Regions from separate parts of the Homo sapiens genome. Here region 2 is linked to region 1. A link is a contact called in ENCODE Hi-C or POLR2A ChIA-PET data. All regions are on one chromosome and are shown on one strand. The core of a region is the stretch at or near the end of the contact, and the rest is flanking DNA. Distances in the headings are between cores, read along the strand shown.

Region 1 (5,466 bases), core at 1,995-4,494:
GAGAAGCCTTTGGCCAGTCCTAAGCTGTGGAATGGGGTCCAGGTCAAGTTCAACCAGATCTTCAAGGGGCCAAGGGACCCCTTTTGCCATCTGGGTTATAGAGGGATTGGCAGCTAAGGATCAAAAAGCTGGGATGCTGCCCAGGAGACAGCAGACTGATTGCCTGTTCCCTCAATAAAAAACATGAAGGCCTGTTCCCATCTATCTCCAGTTAAGCCTCATAGCAACACTGGGAGGAGAAGCCTACCCCCTTGTCACTCTGTACTCTGACTATGCTAGACTACCTGTGGGTCCCAGGACATCATCACACCTTTTGTCTCTGGGCCATTGCATATGCTGTTCTTGCACTGAAAAATACCTTTTCCCTGGGGAACTCTTAAGTATTATTTAAGATGCAGTTCAGCCATCACTTTCTTCAGAAGCCTTTCCTGATCTCCCAGCCTAGATAACTGTTGCCCCTGGGCTCCCACAATTTCCTGCACCTCCCTTTCTCAAAGGACTGATCACAGGCCTGAAAGCCACAGAAATAGTGGTCTCCAAAGCTGAGTGCACAAGATTATCACACTATGGTTGCAAAGAAACTGTTATAACTTCTATTTCTATTTTTTAAAAATCTTACCTTATTCTGAAGCTAGACTGCCTGCTTTTTTAGCCACGTGCCGTTAGCATGTTATTTAACCTCTCTATACCATAGTTTCCTTTTCTGTAATATGGGATAGTGTTAGACTCTCCCTCAAAGGGTTTTGGATGTATTAAATGAGTTAATACATATAAAGCACTGAGAGAAGGACCTAATAATGCATTGCAAATGTTCAAGGAAAGTTAGCTATTACAGGCACATCATTTATAAGTAAATAAATACACATATGTTGGGAGTGTGTGCTCAACTCAAAAACTCAAAAAGGCTTCACTTATGGGAGCGCTCTATTGGGAAAGTTTAGAGATCAGGCCCTGGGGTCAGAGACCAGGTTTGCTTCATCTCTGCATCCTTAGAGCCTAGTGTCTGCCCAAATCAGAGAGAGTCCTGGTAGACAAATGCAGACAGAACGCTTGCAAACCAAATCCTGATGGGTGCTGAACCAGAGAGAACCTGGAACAGGTTCAGGCTCTGTTGCTTATTTCTACACGGCACTAAAGGGCAGTTGGCCTCTTGAGGACTTCGTTAGTTTTTTCTCTTCTGTAGAATGCCAGGCTTTAATTAGACAAAGGCTAAGGGAAACCATAGAATAATTCGAGGCTGTATTGAGGGCGAGGCGCGCCCTCTTGTGTCCTAATGATGTCCTCTCCTCTCTCTGCACACTCGCCTCCCTTCTTCCTCTTAGGGCAGATGATGCTGAAGTGGACACGTCCTTACCTGACCCTGCAAAGCTGCCTCTCCAGCTTCAGATCCTGACACTCTCTCAAATGTTTCCGGCTCCCTTGGCACCCCACACTGTTGCACTGTCCCTCCCCATCTCAAACCCTCCTACTTCCACATATGGTCTCTTCCTCATGCAGTGTAGGACCTTTGGAGTCACATGCCTAGGGGGTGACAAATCGCAGCCCTGGTTCTTATTGGCTCTGTGATCTTGAGTAGGTCACTTCGTTTCTCTAAGTCTCATTCCCTCTTTGTAAAGTGGAGCAAACAATACCAATCTCATAGGGCTACTGTGAGACTTCAACACCAAGGAGTATTTACGGGTTGTTATTATGTTTACTGAGTAAAATCACATGAGTTATTACTACAAATAAGTTGGAACATGTTTCACAGAGAAGGAATTTAAACTGGGTCGTTAAAGCTAAGAATTCTCCTATTTTAACACTAGCCAACATGCATTGAGCTCTTACCAGATGCTAGGTATTGTCAATTTTCCCTAAGCCGCATAACCATTGGTAATAATAATAATAGCTAATGATTATGTATATTATTGTATTTTCTATTTTTTAAAATAGAGACGAGGTCTCACTTCGCTGCCCAGGCTGGTCTCAAACTCCTGGACTAAAGCGATCCTTCCGTCTCAGCCTCCCAGAGGGCTGGGATTACAGGCATGAGCCTCCGTGCCTGGACTAGCTAATGATTATTAAACACTTTCTGTGTGTCAGACATGTGTCACGCTCTTTACATACCTTCTCCCATTTATTCCTCTCAACAACTGTCTCAGGAAGAGGCAAGTATTATCATTCCCATTTTACAGCTGGGAAAATGCAGGCATAAAGAAGCTAAGTAATTTGCCCAAGGTTTCACAACGCGGGTGGTATGACCTGCATCCTTCATTTGAAAGTAAGAACTTTCAGACACAAGCAGCTTGACTTCAGAGACTTTTACCTAAATAGTCTCATTTAACCTTCATAACACCCTGTGATGTAAGTTCTCTTACATTACTTGCATTTTATAGATGAAAATTCCAAAGACAAAATAGATGGCAGTAATTTGTTCAAGGCCACACAGCTGCGAAGTAGTTGAGTTGGGATTTGGATCCATGTCTGACTACAAAGCCCCCATTCTCAACACCACATTAGATTGTTCATGCCCCAAAGTATTCACAGTGGTACAGAGCACCCGCATTTATATGAGGATTATTTTGTAATAATGATTAACATTCTTCCAACACCTAGGAAGTGCCAAGCTCTGTACTAACTGATTTACATAATAATAGCTAACAATCGCTGTGCATTATTAGGAGCCAGGCCCTGAGCTAATCGTTTTAGGTGTATTATCTCATTGAAAGTTCACAAAACTCTGTGACATGGATGCCATTACTACCCTCATTTTATGGTTGAAGAGAACGAGGTTCAGAATTCTTCCAAAGTCACACAGCTTAGCTGTAAGCTGGAAATTAAAGCTACAACTGTCCAGTTCTCTCCTGCCTATCGGGCTGGTCACCTCTAGTCATTCTCTCTTCTTATTTCTTATTGTGTCTGCTTTGATCTTTCAGGGTCTGAGGCTCTCACTTCGACCCCTCAGTAGAACTGGGCCCCCTTCTGCTCGAGTGCCCTCCCATTGGGCGGTGCTGTTATCCGGAAGCCTATGGAAAAGGCCAGGATCGCAACAGGTCCCGCCCCCATGTGTCGCGCCCGTTCCGATTTGTTCCAGTGCCAGGGTCCGTTAGAAGATGACATATCTATTGGCTGAAGACGTCTGAAAGGCAGCAAACGGAGGGGGCCGCCCCCGGCGCTCGCGCGGTTCCTTCTGGGAATTGTGGTCTCAGACGTTCCATTCCCAGGGTGGCGCCGCTCGGACTCCGCGTCCCAGCATTCCCCGCACGAGCCCGGGAGCACTTCCGCCCTGTTGTGAAGTGGGTGTCTCGGTGGGTGAGTCCGGGTGGCGGGGCGGGGGCAGCTGAGACGCAGGCTCTGGGCTGGAGACTTAGGAGGTGGTGGTGACACAGGGGGCTGGGGAAGGTGAGAGGGGAGAAAGAAGCTTATATGTGGGGGTGGAGGGTGAGGGACGGTCAAAGGATGTAGAGGCCGGAGATGGGAAGGGTCATACAGGGGTCGGGGATGAGGAGGCGATAGAGGGCCCTGGGAATGAGGAGGGCCTTAGAAGGGTCTGAAGGTGAGGGGGTTGAGGGAGGTTTTGGAGGTGGGAGAGTCATAGAAAGGTCTGGAGACCACAGAGGAAAGGATAGAGGGTCTGGGGCCCTGGCAAGAAGTGAAGAGGGCCTGAGCTTGAAGCCCGACCTTAAAAATAGTGTTTCAATCTCTACCTTCCCATCTAGAACAAGCATATCTAATTTGTTACCTCCCTAATGATTGTTACCTCTGGAACCCAGTGGATGGGACTGGCTATTGTGTTCTGCCCCAAACCTGCACTTCTTTCCTTATGTCTTATGGAAGTCAGTGGCACGATCATCCCATTTACCTACCTACCTACCTACTTACCCACTGATTCCTCTTGCATTCTTCCACGTCCAAGGATCTTCCGATCTTTAATTTCTTTAATATCTTTTCAGTCGGCCTCTTTCTTGTAGGGTTTTCGCAGAAGCCTTTTCAGTTTCCCAGCATGAACACACACATTGCACCTAGTGTGATCTGTTTCACCTACAAATCTGATTATGCCTTCTGCTTGAAAACTTTCATTGGCACCCAGCACCTGTAAAGTCCAAACACCTTGTCCTTCATAAACTCCTTTTGCAGCCTAATCTTCATGCACCTCACACTCCAGGGCTGTCAAGGTTTTCCTCGTTTCCTGGGTAGGCCATTTGGTTTTCCATCATTATATATGCTGTTCTCTCAGCTTAGAATATTCTCTCCTTGCCCTTCACCTTCTTTGCCAAGAGAACTTCTTTAACTTAAAAAAATTTCAACTCTTACTTTGCTCAATTCCCTTAAGCAAATTAAGTCACCCCCAACCCTCAGCTCCCATAACTTCTCCTATTACCACATTTGATCATAATTATCTGTGAAGTGTGTGTCTCTTCCATTAGACTGTGAACATCTCCAGGACAGGAACAGTGTCTCAATCACCTCTGTTTCCCCATTGCCCAGTCTAGAGCAGTAAACACTTGATGTAAAGCAGTAAATACTTGATGTATGTATGTGTGAATGAAGACCATGCAGGGTAAGCTTTGCTATACCAGCCTTGAAGACTTCTATTGCCAGTGGATTTCCAGGGCAGGAGCTTTAGTCTTCCTCTGCCTGGCAAGGCTATCTGCTGGAAGCTGAAGCTGATTCATTGCCAATGGGAGTTTAAGCCAGGGGTGACAAATACATGGAATGTGTGCTGCCAGTGCCCCTTCCTGTGTCCCTGGCAGTCATGGCTAATTGGTTGGTTCTCAGCACATATTCACACTGTACTCAGAGCCCTCAGCACACTACTCTAGGCAGCCACTTCCAGTTGATTGAAGTTTCTGCTTTAAATGAAACCTATTTGCTCTCCCTGGCTTAAGCCCTTATGTGTGAGGTCAGGTCAGACTGCTTTAAGCCATAGCTTGGACTGTCAGCCAAATGGGCCTGACAGCCTTTAAGAGTTCCCAGTTTTTTCTCTTTGGAGGTCACAGACCAGTCTTGGCCTTTCCTGTGGAACTGGAGAGCATCTTCTCTTCCCTTTTCACTGAGTGGGCTCCTCATGACCACGTTCATACTTACTGCCCTAGGAGTCAAGATGCCCCTCAGCTTCCCTGTGTTTGTAAAGACATCTTGATTTTGATGGCAGTCAGCACTTATCCCTCATGACCTGGGAGGCTCTGTACTCTTTCTAGGTCTTTCTGGATATTGGAAGAGAGCTTTGAGATCACTTAGCTGAATCTAAGTGGCAAAGCGACAGCCCATGCTGAATGAAGTCCACCATCATGCTTTATTTAATCTCATAGTGTGTGAAAAAATTTTGAGTTGGTTACCAACATTTAAAAATCCAGAGTGCTAGTTTCTTTTGGAAAAATCAGCAGGCTTAGGAATATTCTGGGCATATGTTCCCCTGGCACTCTATAGTTGGCTGTAGTGCCCACCCAGTTCATTTCAGTCATTGACTCATTTACATTGCTAGGT
Region 2 (5,541 bases), core at 925-3,424, 440 kb before region 1:
GGTTGTCCATTCCATAATTACTGAAATTATTAACTTCAATATGAGTTAAGAAAAAAATCTCAGGGCATAGTGGCTTGTGCCTATAATCCCTGCACTTTGGGAGGTCAAGGCAGGATGATCGCCTGTGTCCAGGAGTTCAATACCAGCCTGGGCAACATAGCAAGACCCTGTCTCTACAAAAAATTGTTTAAAAATTAGCTGGGCATGGTAGCATGTGCCTGTACTCCCAGCTACCTGGGAGGGTGAGGTGGGAGGATTGCTTGAGCTCACACCACTGCGCTCCAACCTGGGCAACAGAGTGAGACCCTGTCTCAAAAAAAAGAAAAAGAAAAAGAAAAACAATGAAGCATTTGAGCTACTGTTTATACTTGATCACTCACAGCAAAAGTCTGCAGAGTCTAAGATTAAACTTCCCTAAGCTGCAGATTACCCAATAAATGAGTGTGGCAGCAACAGGAAAGAGATGTCAACAACGCTGAGGATAAAGGATAAAGGGATCAGGTACAGGTAAGCTCCAAAGAAGAATCATCTCAGTCTGTGGAGAGAAAAGAAAGCTGTATTTTCTGACTTAGTGCCCAGGTCACAGGAATGAATGGAGTGTTCCAGAACTTCTTTCTTTATCACCCACATTAATCTGTGACATTCATCCACTTCCACTAACCCCATCAAGGGCCAAGTAATGTGCTAGGTGCCACAAGGGGTACCAAGAATGAGTAAGATGGTCTGTTTGCCAAGATTTTTAAAACTTGGCAAGTGCTAGGAAGAGAAAAGCGGGCACAGGGCAGTCCTCAGATTCCCTTTCATTTGGGAGCTCAGACTTCCCTCTTTGAAGCCTAACAACAGGCAAGAGCCAGAGGCTTAGGGCCCCAGGTGCAATGCCAGACCCCAAGCAAGAAGGGGACATCAATAATCCAACCTGCGGGCTTCCAAATCCGAAATGAGATCATCGATCCCAACCCTAATCTATGGCCCCATTATGTCCCAGATCTAGAAGGGGCCCAGATCCCAAGTGAGGCCCCTGTTGCCTGCTAGGGCAGATGGTAACTTCAGACTCTAACTCCATGGTTCCTGAGGTCTCAGGCTCATGAAACTCATTTCACTAATTTGGGAAAGCCACCTGACCTTTCTGGGCCTGTTTTTTAACCTGTTGATTGATAAAGTTAAAATTTCAAGTTCCCTATAAACAACAACAAAATAAAAAAAGGAAAAAATAAATAAAAACCAAAGGGAAGGAAGATACAAACAAACAAAAATAATAAAAACAAAATAAAAAAAAATTCAAGTTCCTTTTCATCTAAAATCATTTGCGTCATCCCAAGCTGCTTAGCCTTCAGTAGCCTCAGGTCCTAACTCCAAGCCAGGTCCCATGAGCACTCCCAACCCTTATTGTGGACACTACTCAAAGGTTGCGACTCATGGGTCTCCAGGCTATAAACCAGTTCTACACATTCACCCCCAACTTTCAAACAGGGAGAGCCTTAGGTTTCCTCCCATCTCAATTCAACTGGCTCACACAGCACATGTCACCTCTCACTCTGCCCCACGTGTTGGAGATGCTTCTCCTCCCCTCCCCCTAAGTCATAAATCATTATCAAAATCTCCCGACCTCCAGTGCCTGGAATGTAACCCTGATTCTGGACAATTCACCTCCAACTCGCAGGTAACCTGGGCCATAAAGCTAATTGCCTCCATTCAGCCTGTAATCTAGATGCCTCGGCCCAGGGCTCACTCTACCCCTCAAACCTTTCCAGTCTCTAGACCCTTAGTGGAATTAATCAGCCCTCACATTCCCTAACCCAACACTTCAACACTGAATCCCTCGGGCACTCCAATCCTAACTCAGACTGCCCCGACCTCCAATTTGGACCCTCTCCGAAATGCCCCACCAGAACCGAGACCCCGGCCAGCGTTCCCCGCAGGCCTTAGTCCCCGGCCCGCTCCGGGCAGGTCCAGGGCTTCTAGATCTCCGGCCGCCTTGACCTTGGAGTTCAGCAGGCTCCGCCGCCAAGCCCAGTCCTGCCGCTCACCTGGGTCCCTTTACCGGCCCCGGGAGGCCCCAGCAGCACGGCCCGGATGCCTTTAGGATACTCGGGTTCTGCCGCTGGCACGCTGGGAGCCATGTCCGCCGAAGTCTCTCACTGCCACCAGTTCGCACGCCTCACAGGTCCAGTGCTTCCCAGGTCAACGCACGCACGCCACGCACGTCCCACTCGCCGCTCACACTGGCCCATAGCCGCGTCCGTCAGCCCGTTCCGCCCGCCCCTGAGCACGACGGACTCTTCACCTTACCAACTGCACGGCGATACTGAGGAACTTTGCTTTTGATTGGACAGAATTGGTGCGGGATAAGGAAGGGGCGGGCCAGCATGTACTAAGGGTGGCGGGTGTGCGGAGTGGGCGGGAAAACGCGAAGGAGGACAGGAGGTCAGGCCGGAAGGTATACTTCGGCATTTGACAGTTGACGACACCAGCAACAACATTGAAATCCTATTAAATTGCGCGTGGGAGTTTAAATGGGTAAAATCACTCTTAGAAGACAAATTAGTAATATGTTTCAAATACCCTTTGGTCCAGCAATTCCACTTCCACGAATTCAATGGATAAAATCAAGGATATGAGTAAAGATTCGTGTAACAAAGTTGTTAATTGCAACACTTAGCCCAAAAGCCCGAGAAAAACCATAAAATAAAGGCAATACTCCAAATGTCCAACAATAAGAGATTGGTTAAATAAATTGCAACCAATTTGTATCCTGGAATACCCCTGTTGTATAAGATAATTTAATCATGCGGGAAAATGTTAGCAAAGCGAGATACAAAATTGCAGTTACAACAAAATCCGAATTTTGGCCGGACGCGGTGGCTCACGCCTGTAATCCCCACACTTTGGGAGACCATGGCGAGCGGATTACCTGAGGTCAGAAGTTCGAGACCAGCCTGACCAACATGATGAAACCCCATCTCTACTGAAAATACAAAATTAGCTGGGAGTGGTGGCATATGCCTGTAATCCCAGCTACTTGGGAGGCTGAGGCAGGAGAACTGCTTGAACCCAGGAGGCGGAGGTTACAGTGAGCCAAGATTGAGCCATTACACTCCAGCCTGGGCAACAAGAGTGAAACTCCGTCCCACTCCCCCCCCAAAAAATCCCGATTTTGTTTATTACAAGTGTAGACCGCTGTGTAGTGTGATTAGAGGAGCACCTCTCCTTTGTATATTTTAATAGATTTTTTAAAGTTCTATGGTAAATTCTTAATAAGTTTAAAAACTTAAGTTTAAAACAAGTTTTACCTTTATATTAAGAAAAACGTTAACCTTTTAAAGTCAGGAAAAGATAGTTTTTCTCAAAAGAGATGACCCTCTTGGATAGGGAAATAATTTCTACAGCTTTTTGGTGTGTGAAAGTTTCATCCAGCTCCAAGGGCCTCTTTGGACCTTTAGTTAAGAGTGTGTAATGAAACGATTATGTTTCCCCACAGGCTCCTAACAACTCATTTTCTACATCTTGATGATGAATTTGCTATCCCTTCAGCTGTGGTCTCTTCTTTTTTTTTTTTTTTTTGAGACGTGGTCTCGCTCTGTTGCCCAGGCTGGAGTGCAGTGGCGCGATCTCGGCTCACTGCAAGCTCCACCTCCTGGGTTCACGCCATTCTCCTGCCTCAGCCTCCTGCGTAGCTGGGACTATAGGTGCCCACCACCACGCCTGGCTAATTTTTTTTATACTTTTAGTAGACACGGGATTTCACCGTGTTAGTCAGGATGGTCTTGATCTCCTGACCTCGTGATCCGCGCGCCTGGGCCTCCCAAAGTGCTGGGATTACAGGCGTGAGCCACTGTGCCCAGCCCAGCTGTGGTCTCTTCCTTACCACACAGAAGTCAACATTCATTTCTCATCGCCACGCTGGACTTTTACAGTGTACCTGCTTAATCTTGTTGGATACTCCCAATGACATTGAAGGAAGAAAGGATTGTTATGTCTATTATTCAGAATGGAAGCTGAGGCCTGAAGATACGTAGTGACCAAAGTCACACAGTAGCAGACTCACAATTAAGACTGAGGATGAGCCAGGTCCAGTGACTCACGCCTGTAATCCCAGCACTTTGAGAGCCTGAGGGGGGGGCAGATCACCTGAGGTCAGGAGTTCGAGACCAGCCTGGCCAACATGGCGAAACCCCGTCTCTACTAAAATTACAAAAAAATTAGCCCAGTGTGGTGGCGCATGCCTGTAATCCCAGCTATTAGGGAGGCTGAGGCAGGAGTATCGCTTGAACCCGGGAGGTGGAGGTTGCAGTGAGCTGAGATGGCACCACTACACTCCAGGCTGGGTGACAGAGCAAGACTCTGAAAACAAAAACAAAAACAACTGAGGATGACAAGCAGGTGCCCTAGAGATTACAGGGCTTATGGGCAGAGGGATGGGAAAACAAGCTGCAGGAAGCCTCTCTGTGGCCAAAATTCACTTCAGTCCAATAAGACCAGAGTTTATTGAAATTTTCTATGCACAGGGACCAGGCAAGGGGAGTAGGAGCAGCCTTCCCTTTCTACCATCAATCCCTATAGTGATTGTGACAAGACTTAGGGCTCCCAGGAGGGAAAGTAAGGAAGACTATCCATAAAGACACAAAGTGTAAGATTTATTCAATACACTTTGAAGTGTAATGAATCACAAGTTAAGTCTTTTTTTTTTCTTTTTTGAGAAGGAGCCGCACTCTGTCACCCAGGCTGGAGTGCAGTGGTGCAATCTCTGCTCACTGCAACCTCCGCCTCCTGGGTTCAAGAGATTCTCCTGCCTCAGCCTCGTGAATAGCTGGGATTACAGGCGCCCCTACCACCCCCGGCTAACTTTTGTATTTTCAGTAGAGATGGGGTTTCACCATGTTGGCCAGGCTGGTCTCAAATTCCTGACCTCCGGTGATCCGCCTGTCTCGGGCCTCCCAAAGTGCTGGGATTACAGGAGTGAGCCACCGTGTCCGGCCAGTTCCTTTTAAAATTTATTTTCTCTTCTCCTTTCTTCCTGCTCCCACTTCTGATTTAATCTTTGAATTTCTTTGAATTTCTAAAGAAGAAATTTTACCAACTTCTTCACCAGACACTCCCTTCAAGGCAAGTTCATCTAATTCTTGGAAAGTTAACAGAGCAAAGCATGCCCGCTAGGGAACTTTCACCTTGGAACTTCTACCCTCTGGGGGATTGCTTCGAACTCACACCTACCAAGAGGGAATGTTGAAAGCGTGTCCACTTGGCCACTTTTATAACTTACTTCTGCCCAGGAAGGCACTAAGTCAACTGCCCAGCAGTTAAGCCACCAGAGCTAACGGAGACGCCCTCCCCCTGCTTACTTCCTCCCACCACCTTATAAAAGGCCCGCTTTCTGCTCCAAAAGGGAAGTGGCACATTTAAGGCAGGATGCTTCGTGCCATTTCCACAAGCTAGCTTCAAAATAAATTCATTTTTTCGTCCCAGACCTTGCTCTTTTTAACTGGACTCTGAATGTTGTGAGCAACTAACCTGCTTTTCAGTTACAAAATGATGGTAGCCTCT

Evidence for each region. Hi-C counts contacts between places; a loop is a spot of excess contacts on that map. ChIA-PET counts read pairs that join two places held with the same protein, here RNA polymerase II (POLR2A). Pooled maps may share reads with other maps.
Region 2: a loop to region 1 is called in a map of CD4-positive, alpha-beta T cell, with 15 times the contacts of the local background. The contact joins the promoter of AK2 here to the promoter of ZSCAN20 in region 1. A Hi-C loop is called at or near these places in 1 of 168 maps with a recorded cell type or tissue (CD4-positive, alpha-beta T cell), 3 of 37 single-sample maps with no recorded cell type and 7 of 50 pooled maps. POLR2A ChIA-PET finds 5 or more read pairs at or near these places in 1 of 52 experiments (activated T-cell).

What each region holds. Positions count from the first base shown.
Region 1 is chr1:33,469,401-33,474,866 of GRCh38, forward strand. ZSCAN20 (zinc finger and SCAN domain containing 20) reads left to right here and starts at 3,245. Exons shown (of 8, transcript NM_001377376.1): 1 at 3,245-3,291. RefSeq lists a silencer at 1,208-1,502.
Region 2 is chr1:33,034,709-33,040,249 of GRCh38, forward strand. It overlaps AK2 (adenylate kinase 2), which reads right to left and starts at 2,175. Exons shown (of 6, transcript NM_001625.4): 1 at 2,028-2,175. The coding sequence starts at 2,120. RefSeq lists an enhancer at 1,994-2,153.